2 separate regions of the Homo sapiens genome follow, and region 2 is linked to region 1. Evidence: chromatin contacts called from ENCODE Hi-C or POLR2A ChIA-PET data. All regions are on one chromosome and are shown on one strand. Each heading gives the region's core, a stretch centred on a gene start or an enhancer-like site at or near the end of the contact. The rest is flanking DNA. Distances are from core to core; before and after follow the strand shown. Region 1 overlaps TULP4 (TUB like protein 4). Region 2 overlaps TMEM181 (transmembrane protein 181).

The links. Hi-C counts contacts between places; a loop is a spot of excess contacts on that map. ChIA-PET counts read pairs that join two places held with the same protein, here RNA polymerase II (POLR2A).
Region 2: a map of endothelial cell of umbilical vein shows a loop between it and region 1 (2.2-fold over the local background). The contact joins two enhancer-like sites. A Hi-C loop is called at or near these places in 1 of 168 maps with a recorded cell type or tissue (endothelial cell of umbilical vein). POLR2A ChIA-PET finds 5 or more read pairs at or near these places in 1 of 52 experiments (HEK293).

Annotation. Positions count from the first base shown.
Region 1 is chr6:158,405,553-158,411,429 of GRCh38, forward strand. All of the region lies in intron 1 of TULP4 (TUB like protein 4), which reads left to right. Among named protein-coding and RNA genes, the nearest start is that of SNORA116, 86 kb to the left of the region's middle. Within about 2 kb of position 2,669, at least 10 of the 41 ENCODE cell types and tissues checked have a DNase peak (open chromatin) inside an H3K27ac peak, as active enhancers do; they include endothelial cell of umbilical vein, where a contact is called at or near this core.
Region 2 is chr6:158,629,148-158,635,024 of GRCh38, forward strand. TMEM181 (transmembrane protein 181) reads left to right here. Exons shown (of 17, transcript NM_001376852.1): 15 at 583-672; 16 at 2,176-2,242; 17 at 2,663-5,877. The coding sequence ends at 2,741. Among named protein-coding and RNA genes, the nearest start is that of DYNLT1, 13 kb to the right of the region's middle. RefSeq lists enhancers at 1,396-1,897, 1,898-2,397 and a silencer at 3,076-3,237. Within about 2 kb of position 2,689, at least 29 of the 41 ENCODE cell types and tissues checked have a DNase peak (open chromatin) inside an H3K27ac peak, as active enhancers do; they include endothelial cell of umbilical vein, where a contact is called at or near this core.

The DNA of each region.
Region 1 (5,877 bases), core at 1,419-3,918:
AGCAGGTTCTTTTAACTCAAGATACAATCGATCCTGGGAGAGCAAGGAGCAAGGAGCAAGGAGCCAGCAAGTCTAGACACATTCCAGAGCCACGAGCCCTGGATTCTATCCAAGCCACAAGGGGTTTTTATGCCCTGGGCTGAGATTATGGTGCGTCAGGGTAGCCTTCCACCCTTTAGCACAGAGCTTGGCGTTCCAAAGGCCACAAGGAGTTTTAGACCCTGGATCCCGGACATGTTCCAAGAATCTTTTACATTATGTCAGACGTACAAGCCTTGCCTCGGCGTCTCCCAACACACACCACCAGGAACGTCTTAGTTTATTTCTCTTTAGTGTGATTTTATTTTCTTTCCTCAGAACCAGAACTAATTGATACAGTTGTTTTCTAGGACATTTTTGCATTGTAGAAGTATGACAGCAAGAACACATGCTTAAAAAGCAAAGAATGAAGTGGCTCCTCTGAGTGTTCCACCAGGTGCTCCTTGGGCAGGCGTCTCTCCCCTCTTTGTGTCCTCCCTGAATGCACCTGTTTGGTGCTTCCTGAATACTCATTGGCTGAGTGATTGACGGCCACAGGTGACAGCTTGGTTAACAGGTGCTCTGAACAAGAGAGAGAAGACAGAGCCTCTTGGACCCTGACCTAACCTTGAACTTGCTTTGTGACCTTAGGAAAGCTTATTCACCTCATTAGCCTACCTTTCCTCATCTGTGAGCCAGAGCACTAAACATTTATGTTTAGAGCTAAACAGATGTCTGTTTTAGCTCTAAATTAACTATTAATACTAATAACTACTAGATACACCAAGGGTATTTAGTTGAGAGTGAGTGAAAAGAAGTGATGAGGAAAAATGTGAATTTCACAAGTTTTCAAAGTGATTTGCAACCTCAATGAATAGTGCATGTGATTGAACATACTTTCCAGTAGAATTTTTACTCAGGAGTTTGCAGCTATGATGAGTGGAAAAGAATAGAAGTTAGAGTCATAGGGGGTACTATTCCACAGGATTTTGAGGCAGATGAATGCCTGAATATGGTCAAAAGATGAAAGTATTAACTGTTGGGTTTCCTCCAGACCGTAATTATAATGTAGCTCTTCAGCATTGTTTTATCTTGCTTTAATGGAAGAATCTTGCTGCCACTTAATAGATGAGAAGCATGGAATGGTAGTTTCGCATTCATATCAGATTTGGTGTGGAGTTCACTTTTTCCTAATTCAGGCCTGGCTAATAATATAAACTCTATCCAATAAGAAGATATATTATTTTCTGACAAAAAAGTTTGGAAAATACAGGAAGGAATGTGTAACTGTGTTTCCTGGTACATGTCCTAAGGAAGCTGGGACTAGAAGGTCACCCCCCAGCACATGCAGGTTCAGAACTGGTTAGAGGCACGGCGGTCCCCAGATTCCAGGGCTTTGACCACAGATCTGTTTTCTGAGTTCCTGTATTATCTCTAGGCCATTTCATTCACAGATTCTTGCCAACCAACTGAGATTAACTGAATTGTGTTTGAATGAGAACTGGATTTGTGAACATTCAAATGACAGAAATAAATTTGGCTATCTGAAAGTAAAATCTAAAGTTTTCTTCACATGTAGTTAGTGTTTCAGAGGGCTTAAGAGAAACTCAGTAATAGTAAAGACTACCCAACTAAAAATGGGCAAAGAATCTGAATAGACATTTCTCAAAAAACACACAAATGGCCACCAAGCACATGAGAAGATGCTCCGCATCATTAACCATCAGGGAAACACAAATCAAACTGCTGCACACTCACCAGGGTGGCTGTCATTTTTTAGAAGACAGGCAATAGCAAGTATTAGAATTTGGAGAAACTGGGAACCTCAGCCATTGCTAGTGGGGATGTAAGTTGGTGCATCATTTTGGAAACCAGTCCTGTAGTTCCTCAAAAAGTTGAACATAGAATTATCATTTGACCCAGCAACTCCACTCCTAGGTATAGACCCAAGAAAAATGAAACATGTTTATACAAAAAAAAAACTTGCACACAAAAGTTCATAGCAGTATTCATAATAGCTAAAAGTTGATGAACAGATCAACAAAATGTGGTCTCTCAATACAATGGAATGTTACTGGGCTATATTTAAAAGGTAAACACTGATACATGGTACAACATGGATAAACCCTGAAAACATGCTAAGAGAAGGAAGCCGGTCACAAAAGAGAACATATCGTATGATTCCTTTTATATGAAATGTCCAGAGTAGGCAAATCTGTAACAACAGAGAATTGGTTGCTTAGGGCTGGAGGGAAATATTGTGGGGTTGGTTGGTGGTAGCTAAAAAGTACAGGGCTTTGAGGGTTGAGGTAGATGTTCTAAAACATATTGTAAAGGTTGTACAACTCTGTGAATATACTAATAACCATTGCATTGTACACTGACAATGGGTGAATTACATATGTGAATTTTGTCCCAATAAAGCTGTTATCCAACCCCTTATCATTTGAATCAGTTTTAACATCTTACTCTTGAGAGAGAGAGAGGGAACAGATAACGGTTAATCATCTTTCAAGAATAGTTTAATAGAACAAAAGCTACAAAGTTCTCAGTCTGGTGTGGAACATTTGTGTGACGGAGCGCAGTGTACCGTATGGGCCGGGACTGTGCAGAAGGTGCTGCACGCAGAGCAAGCGGGAGTGCTTGGAACTTCAGGGAAGGCTTTACTCACCAGGCGGCAAGGGGCAGAAGGGTGTTCCTGGCCAAGGGTGGCACGAAGCATGTGGTGATGTTGCTTTTTAAGTTACAGAGTTGGGTAAGGGGTGCAAGTGGTGGGAGACAGGTCTGGAAAGGGAGATTACCTTTCAAAACATTTATCTTTTATTAAAGAGGAAACTGTATATGTAAATACTGTGCTGAAGCAGTCTTTATCTTCTGGAGTTTTGAGTTTGTGAATTAATAACACAGAGCTCTCATTTGCTGAATGTTTGCGGTGTGCCTGGCCCCGGTCTGAGGTCCTTTCTTAAGATACTCCTCACAACTCCGTGAGGGGTGTGCTACCATGGCTTGCGTCAAGCAGACGAGGAAAGGGGCAGCAAGAGGGTCCTGGTGGCCACAGCTGTGCAGCTGGTGAGTGAATGACGAGGCCCGGAGTCAGAGCCAGGCAGCCAGACTCCAGAGCCCGCCTTCCTCACCACTGACCTCCCGGTGACATCTCTGGGGGCAGCAGTCTGCAGAACCATTGTTCTAGTTGAATTTCTTCCAGCCTCCTTTTCAGGGTGCTTTTGGTTCGTTAAAATGACCACATGTGTCTACAATTAAATTGGCAATCACTTTGTTTTTCTTGCACAATTGTAGTTGTTGCTGGTTCACTTAATAAATTGCAGAATAAGAAGAACAGAGTGGTGATAATCACAGGGATTTCTTCCTTGAGCTGTGTGTATTTAGTGTTCATTCAAATTACATTTGTTTTAGGTTGAGAGAAATCCTTCTGAATAGTGATGACATTGGTTGTTCCCTGAGATGGCTTCTTGTGTAAATCTATCAACACCCTTTGGAGGGCTCCTGACTCAGAAGATGAACGTCCTTGGGATGGGCAAAGTGATGCTTGTTTTGCCTTCCCTAAAAGTAGTTCTAGGTGTAAGAAGTGATGTGACTGACTTAGGGCCTTAGATTATGGCCCAAATGTAGGCTTTCTGCAGTTCTGCCCTATGTTTTTTTGTGTAGATTTTCCTGCCTTTAATAACTTCACTGATAATAGTAACACTCTAAAATGAGAGAACATGTCTTATATTGGAGAGGGTAATAGGTTGGTATCTTTTTGAACCATCAAAGGCCTAGGTCAAAACTAACCCTTTCCTCTGACTTCTTAGTCAAAGAACATACACTTTAGCTAATACCCCAAGACAGAAGTTCTTTGGTGCTGAGAGTCAACGAGAGTCACATTCTCCTTGAAAAGGGAAGGGAAGCTCTATACCTGGATAACTGCGCAGATCCATGGCCCCATAGCACAAAATTCGGGCAACTGAGAACCCAGCTGGCCCCCAGCTGGTAATTCCTCAACATTCTGGTGTGTCCTAACATTGCCAAATAGGCTGGAAGGATTTAGAGAACAGGAAGTAAGCTACTGGGAGATAAGGCTGCAGCTGTGAATTATAGACAGGGGAGGAAATGAGAATAACAGCATTAGCAGTTTGGCTTTATTTTTAAACCAAAAATCACTGGAAAGATTTCTGTCTCTAATTTAAGGGTGTTACTCACCTTTTCGTTTATACTAGTTGGAACTCTTAGCAAAGTATGTAAATGGGACTATGTTTCCATGTACTGCTGCATCTCAACTGATTAAGAATCTTTTTTTTTTTTAGAGGTGGAGTCTTGCTCTGTCGCCCAGGCTGGAGTGCAGTGGCATGATCTCGGCTCACTGCAAGCTCCGCCTCCCGGGTTGATGCCATTCTCCTGCCTCAGCCTCCCGAGTAGCTGGGACTACAGGTGCCCGCCACCACGCCCAGCTAGTTTTTGTATTTTTAGTAGAGACGGGGTTTCACCGTGTTAGCCAGGATGATCTCAATCTCCTGACCTCGTCATCTGCCCTCCTCTGCCTCCCAAAGTGCTGGGATTACAGGCGTGAGCCACCGCACCTGGCCACTGATTAAGAATTTCTAAAAGATGAAATTGAGTCTGTGAACATTTCGTTTATCCAACAATGGCAACTGTGTTGTCATAAGACCAAAAAATCTTCAATTTCACATTAGAAATCATTTAAAAATATGTTTTGCCTCCACTCTTTTGTGTTTGTGTCATGCTGTGACTGTGCAGCCTTTTTCATGGAGAGGTTTGTTTTTGATGGATATTAAAGGCAAAAATGTAAATGTGGCTAGCCTCTCTCCTCTGGAGTATGACATCTTGTCATCAAGTATTATTTTACAGAGAGAGTCATAGTGGATGAGTATTCATTGGTATTACATTTAAATAAGGAAATAATTTAAAAACTGATCAGTCATGAACATCGTGTTCTTAATTTGTCATGTTCTATTCCACAGTGGCCATTCTGAAGTACATGAGTGACTATGGGCTTAAATAACTAATGTGTTAGGGACCAAATTGTAGCCACATGCACATTTGTGGATTCTAGTGCTTGGGTCAAATCATTGGCAGATCTGAAAGATGTCTGTGAAGTGGGCTTTTATTTACCATTTGGAAATCCTAAATTTTATGACATGTTCAATGTCATTTAAGGACTTTTGTTGATGTTGGTCTAACTTAAAAAAAAATCAGTAATTCTAATACAGGATTTTTTAAACTAAGCTAAAAAAATGAATCTGGGTTTGTTGCCCTGCTCCCCACATGAGTTGAGCCCCCTCCTTTGTCTGTGTACAAAGGACTGTATTAATGTCTGTTTAGGAAACTGAACTCCAGGGAGACAAGATGTCCTAATCGCGGTCCTTGGCACCTAACAATGTCTGGTTTATCATAGGCAGGCAGGCAGTATATGCTGTTGTTCAAATGCCTTTGGGAATTGAAAGTAAACTACTTGAGGGAGCTGCGGTGGCTCCAGCCGGTTGTCCTGGCGTACAAGGAGGCGAGGCTATGCGGTCGAGGCCAACTTAGGTAAAAGTGAAAAAAAAAAAAAAAAAAAGTAAACTACTTGAAATAGTTTCCAATACCTTCTATATAGTTCAAAGATATAAGTTAACAAGGATTACAACTTCTAATGATATATTATTGTTTGCACAATATATTCATAATTGCTGTGTGTCAGTATTCAAAGGTGAACATGCCTCTGTCCTTTTCCTCAAGCAGCACAGACCTGTGGGGGGTGGGTGGTGTTCACAAGCTGATAGTTCTGTAAGCACTGCATCCACAGAGCTATGACTAGAGCAAGGAAGAGGGTCTCAACAGAGAGGATTCCGCTAGATGGGG
Region 2 (5,877 bases), core at 1,439-3,938, 220 kb after region 1:
TGGGGACACTTCAAGAGTTAATCCTTTAGATCCTGGGTTCTTTCTTTGGGATTTCTTATGTCCCAGTTAATGCATGAATTAATATACGATTTTTTCAAAGTTTTGTGACTGAATTTCACACTAAGCTTTTATCTGATTTTCATAGGGGTCTGTAATCCAGAAATGTTCAGAGCAATTGGTTTGAGAGTTTGTTTCCAATTCTTTATTTCATTATTGTGTCTAGAGACCTTGATTCACCGTATGCCCGTGGCCTTCCTGCCCTTTTCATGTAACTTGATCTCTTCTGGCCCTGCCCTCGGTGCTGGTGACAGGAGCGCCACCAGATGGCTCAGTGGGTCCAGGTTTCCACTGATGTGAGAGGCCATAGTTCACCTGTTATTTACTGTGACCTCGAAGAGTGCTTGTGACCCCTGGCTGTGGGCTTGAACTGTGGAGTCCTGACGTCTGGGTAATGGACCCCCGGGCACTGGCGGGTGCTTGGCACTAGAAGGGGCTGCTGATGGCGGGAGGAGTGGTCGGGCTGTAGGCAGAGCCTCTGACTGATGTGTCCAGATGCCGCGTTCCTTCCCTTGACAGCACCACCAGCCGAGTTCTTATCTTTCTATGGCCTGTTGAACTTCTATCTCTACACCTTGGCCTTTGTATATTCTCCATCGAAGAATGCCCTCTATGGTAAGCCACCCTGGGGTCTGGACTGCTGGCCAGTTAGCGGGCACAGAGGCCTGTGTTCATCCACGACCCACTTCCCGGGTTTCCCATTCATGTGGGCGCTGTGATTCCCAGTGACTTCTCTTGGCAGAGAGAGAGTGAGTTGAAATGTCGAGCTCTGAGGTGAGTTGGGGCCCAGCATATGTAGAACCTGCGTTGTGTCATTCCCACAGAGTTGACACACTCATTTTATTAGTGTCAGTCCCCAGCTTTTGCTGTTCAGTTTGGGATTTTTTGACTTTACAATGATGCAAAAGCAATGCACATTCAGGAGAAATCACACTTTGAATACCCAAACAACCATTCTGTTTTTCACTTTCAGTACAGCATTCAGCAAATTCATGAGAGAGTCACCATTTATTACAAAACAGGCTTTGATCCTTTGATCCCAGCACTTCTGGAGGCCAAGGCGGGAGGATTGTTTGAGGCTGGGAGTTTGAAACCAGCCTGGGGAACAAAATAGGGACCCCATCTCTCCAAAAATTTAAAAATTAGACAGGTGTGGTGACATGTGCCTGTAGTCCTAGCTACTCGGTTGGCTGAGGAGGGACGGTCGCTTGAGCCCAAGAGGAGAGGCTGCAGTGAGCTATGACACCACTACACTCCAACCTCGGTGACAGAATGAGACCCTGTCTCTTAAAAAAAAATTAAATAAAATAGGCTTTGCATTAGATGATTTTGCCCAACTATAGGCTAATGTAGTAACACTTAAGGCAGAATAGGCTAAGCTGCAATGTTCGGTGCCTTAGCTGTAGTTGATGCGTTTTTGACTTCACGATATTTTCAACCTGACGATGGGTTTATCAGGACATAACCCCATCGTAAGTCAAGGAGCATCTGTAGTAGTGTTGTTACCATTAAAAAAAAAAAAAGCCAAAACATACAAAAAGTCACCTAATAGTGAAACCAAAACAACCCTCTTGCACAGGGAATGAAAAGGATGGGAACTCTCTAGAACATAGGCAGCCCCCCGCACCCCCCGACATCTTATAGTGGGCTAGCACTTGCCCAGCACCTTCACAAACGGCGTCTCACTTAAGCTTCACAGCAACTTTATGATAAACATATAATCATGCCCGTTTTACAGAAGCAGCAGCTCGCTGCACGTCCAAGGACTGGGCGGGGGCAGGCAGGGCAGAGCCACCTCTCCTGGGGCCTATGTTCAGCTCCCCACTCCTTGTGTCAACAGGAGGCAGCTCGTGCGTGGGCAATGGCAGCCTGCCTGCTCCTTCCCACAGGCCGCCTCCCTCAGCCTTCAGGACGTCCCTGCCAGGCAGGCCAGGCCAGCCCTGTCTTGTAGATGAGAAAACAGCCTCACGAGATGTGTTCAGGTTTATACAGACATGGCAGCTCTGCGATTTGAGTCCAGTTCTTTCCAACTCCCTTCCTTTGTCCGGGACAGCATCCTGCCTGTCCAGGCTCATCACGTCAATTGCTTGAGATGCAAATGCTCTTGTTGGTTTTCAGAGTCCCAGCTGAAAGACAATCCTGCCTTCTCCATGCTGAATGACTCGGATGATGATGTGATTTATGGGTAAGTCCCTGTCCGTTAGAAGGCCGGCACACCTTGGGCATCCCGGCACGGCCTTGCATGTTTCTGAATGGGTTACTCTTCTAAAATTATTTTCAAGGTATGAAGGCATTTACCTTGGAGTGTCAAGTGGCTCGTGGTTTTCTGTTTTCACAGTATTCAGGCTTAGATGTGGTAGTAGTCCTTTCTGCTGGCTACCTGTAGGGCGTGCTGGCCACGGGAAGAACTGTGCTTTCTGGACTGATGGGCCCTGGGAACTGGGGGTCAGGGAGAGGAGGACGGGGTGAGCAGTAGCAGTTGGTGATAGAAAATTGAAAGAGCGAAGCTATGATTTAATTCCTGCTGGAATGGTGTGTCAGTGTGGAAGAGGAAAATAAAGAGCTGTCAGAAGTTAGACGGTCTCAAAGGTCTCTTTGCTCACAGGAGTGACTATGAGGAAATGCCGCTGCAGAACGGCCAGGCCATCCGGGCCAAGTACAAGGAGGAGTCAGATAGTGACTGAGCCCCGGCCAGCCCAGCGAGGCGACAAGATGCCTGGATGCTTTCCCCGGTGACCGTCTGCTGACCTTCCCCTGTTATATTCAGATTTTTCTTACAAGCAGAGATTTCCTGTTCATTTGTTTACATATTTTTTTAAAGGAAAACCAAAACTGAGGGTAAATTTAAATGTTTAGCCAAATTTATTGTCATGGTGGCTACGAGAAGAGGCATTGATAACAAGTTTCAACAGCCAAATCCTTTTTTACAGAGATTTCAGATGAGCGTGTTTTCAGTGATGAGGAAATTTCACGTTTTTAGTACAGTGAATTATGTACTTTTTTTTCCTGTAATCATTCACTGATTCCAAGTTCACGGGCAGCCTGTGACTAGGTCCTCAGCGTGACAGCATCACCCTCTTTCTTCCCTTTTCCATGGTACTGTTTTGTGACCCTTTAAACTCAAAGGGAAGCCTTATCTGTGGCTGCTTCAGGGCAGTCCTTCCTCGTTGAGTGGCCAGTGCCCTGGGTAACCAGGTGGCTGAAGTGATTGGTCAGTTATGTGGACTGCGTTTTGTGCAGTGTGTGAGTTATGACTCATCGGGAATGGGAGATGCTGGGGTTCCAACCCTTCACGTCACCAAAGGGGAAGTAATAGTGTGGAGTTCTGAGGAGGGTTTGATAAGTTGAATAAGGAAAGGCTAAGATAATTTACAGGTTACCAACTCATGTGGGGAAGGTCTTACTGCCATGGTGCTTTTCAGGGGCCTGTGTGTACACACATGATTAAATGGATTTGCCTGTGGGAGGTATGGGCAGGAGAGGAACCCTTACCATTCCAGTAAATAGCAGTTTCTGCAATTCTGTTGAATATGAAATGCCATAGAGCTTTATTTATTTATGTAAGTAAAAGCTAAATGAGGGGCCAGGTGCAGTGGCTCACATCTGTAATCTCAACACTTTGGGAGGCCAAGGTGGGAGGATCACTTGAGCCCAGGAGTTTGAGACCAGCCTGGGCAACACAGGGAGACCCCGTCTCTATAAAACATTTAGAAAGTTGGCTGGGCATGCTGGGGCATGCCCATAGTCCCAGCTACTCAGGAGGCTGAGGTGGGAGGATTGCTTGAGCCCTGGAGGTCAAGGCTGCAGTGAGCCATGATTGCACCACTGCACTCCAGCCTGGGTGTCAGAGCGAGAACCCGTGTCATAAATAAATAAAGCTACATGAAAGATTGATAGAATATTTTAGATTATTTATTGGCCAAAAGTTTTTAAAACTCATATTTGGAAGCAAAATGAAAAGCAAGTAAAATGTTTTAAATGGTTCATGGAAAACGTATTTGGGTAGAAGGCAACTCGTGCTTCCGGAAGGGGTTCCCTGTCCTCCATGTGTCCACATGGCGGTCAGGTAGGGACGACCTGTTCTGTAAAGTCCTTGGCACTGCTGAATCTGTGGCATCATAGAAGGCCCTGGAGCTTCCCCGTTCCTTTCAGTCAGGGACTCCATATAGAGTCTCATGTGGACGTCTCCCGTGCTTTCCTCTTGACCTCTACAGTCACACTTCTGTTAACATCTGGTAACTGTGGGCAACCTGACTGATGCCGTCTTGGCAATTGAGGTCCAGAAGATGATAGTTCCGCAACGCAAGCAGTACCTACTTTTTTTCTTCATCTATGCATTGACTCTCAGATTACCATGCAGAGCTTCACGTTATCATCCACGTTAAGTAGTGCTAGGTAGGACCTTAGAGATGTTCATGAGAAACTATTTGTTATGACTTTCCTTTGTATCTTTCCTTTTAATTTAAACTTTAATGATAATGTACTTTTAATATGGATTCTATTCACATTTGTTTTAAAAACCTTGTAAATATGAATGTTTAAGACAACTTACTGCAAGGGTAATTCAAGTTTACATGATTTTTAAATTTGCAATGATGTTTTTTTTATTCTGTGTATTGAAAAAAATTTTCTGTTACCAAATTTTACAACTTCTAATAAGACTACTATAACTTTATGTAAACTGATGAAGATGTGCTGATTAACATATTCTGTGATATGGTTTACAACTTTTAATCATAATTGTCCATGATTTTGGAATGCTGTTATTTATCAGTAAATGTAAAATATTTGAGGCATTTAGCCATACACACACTAGAACTTTTTAAAACTTTGTCCTATAGTGTAATTATAAACTGATGACTATTATCTTCATACATTGAGTCTTCATGCATCAATGAAATGAAAAATATAGGATTATTTATTTACTTTTTGTAACTAAGTGGGAAATAAGAAAAAAAGTTAGAAAGTACTTAAGGGGAAAATCGTTCTTACTAAGTCATGTATTTTCAACTTGTCTTCCCTGGTATATCATAAATACCGACATATTACATACCCCATGTAAAATTTTGCTTAAACTCTCTAGCACTTGGCATGTAGAATATGTACCATAGGTATCAGGTTAAAACACTAAAGTCTGCCAGAAACTTTTGACAGTAGCAAGAAAATTGTTGAAGAAAAAATAAATTATTTACTGAGGGTAGTTATGTTAAAGTTTTGCGAACTTAAAGGGCTGACTTTAGTTCCTTCATGGTAATGGCTTGAGTAACATCATCTTTGGGATTTTTTAAATACTGGTCCAGTCTAGGAGAACCTGGAAGATGACCAGAGGTATTTCAGTTTCCCTAGGGAGAGCTTCGTTATCCATGTGGATGATAAGTCTGCTTGATTTATTATTAAATCATTATAGCAGTGAAGTGGTGCCATTTTCTCTCTCTTAAGCCCCATTTGAAAGGCTAGAGAAGGGGATATATATACTATGTTCAAGGTTTGTAAGGTTGTTAATGTACATAATTGCAGATTGCAATAAAAGCTTAGATACATTTTGTAAACCCAACCCACTAAATGAGCAGGTTACAAGACAAATGTCACCAGCCTCAAGTATTTTATGAACTATTTACTGAGGGTAGTTATGTTAAATAGATTATAATGTGGTAAATTATTTCCTGAATCCTTTATCACAGGAAAAACACAGACCCTCATAAAAGGGATAATTAAAACGGATGTGTCTGAACATTTAGTGAAGATGAGACTTAAAACATGAAAGTGTATTTGTGTATTTTGAGGGTTTTAGAAACCGGTTGCCTTAGAGGTTAGACTTTT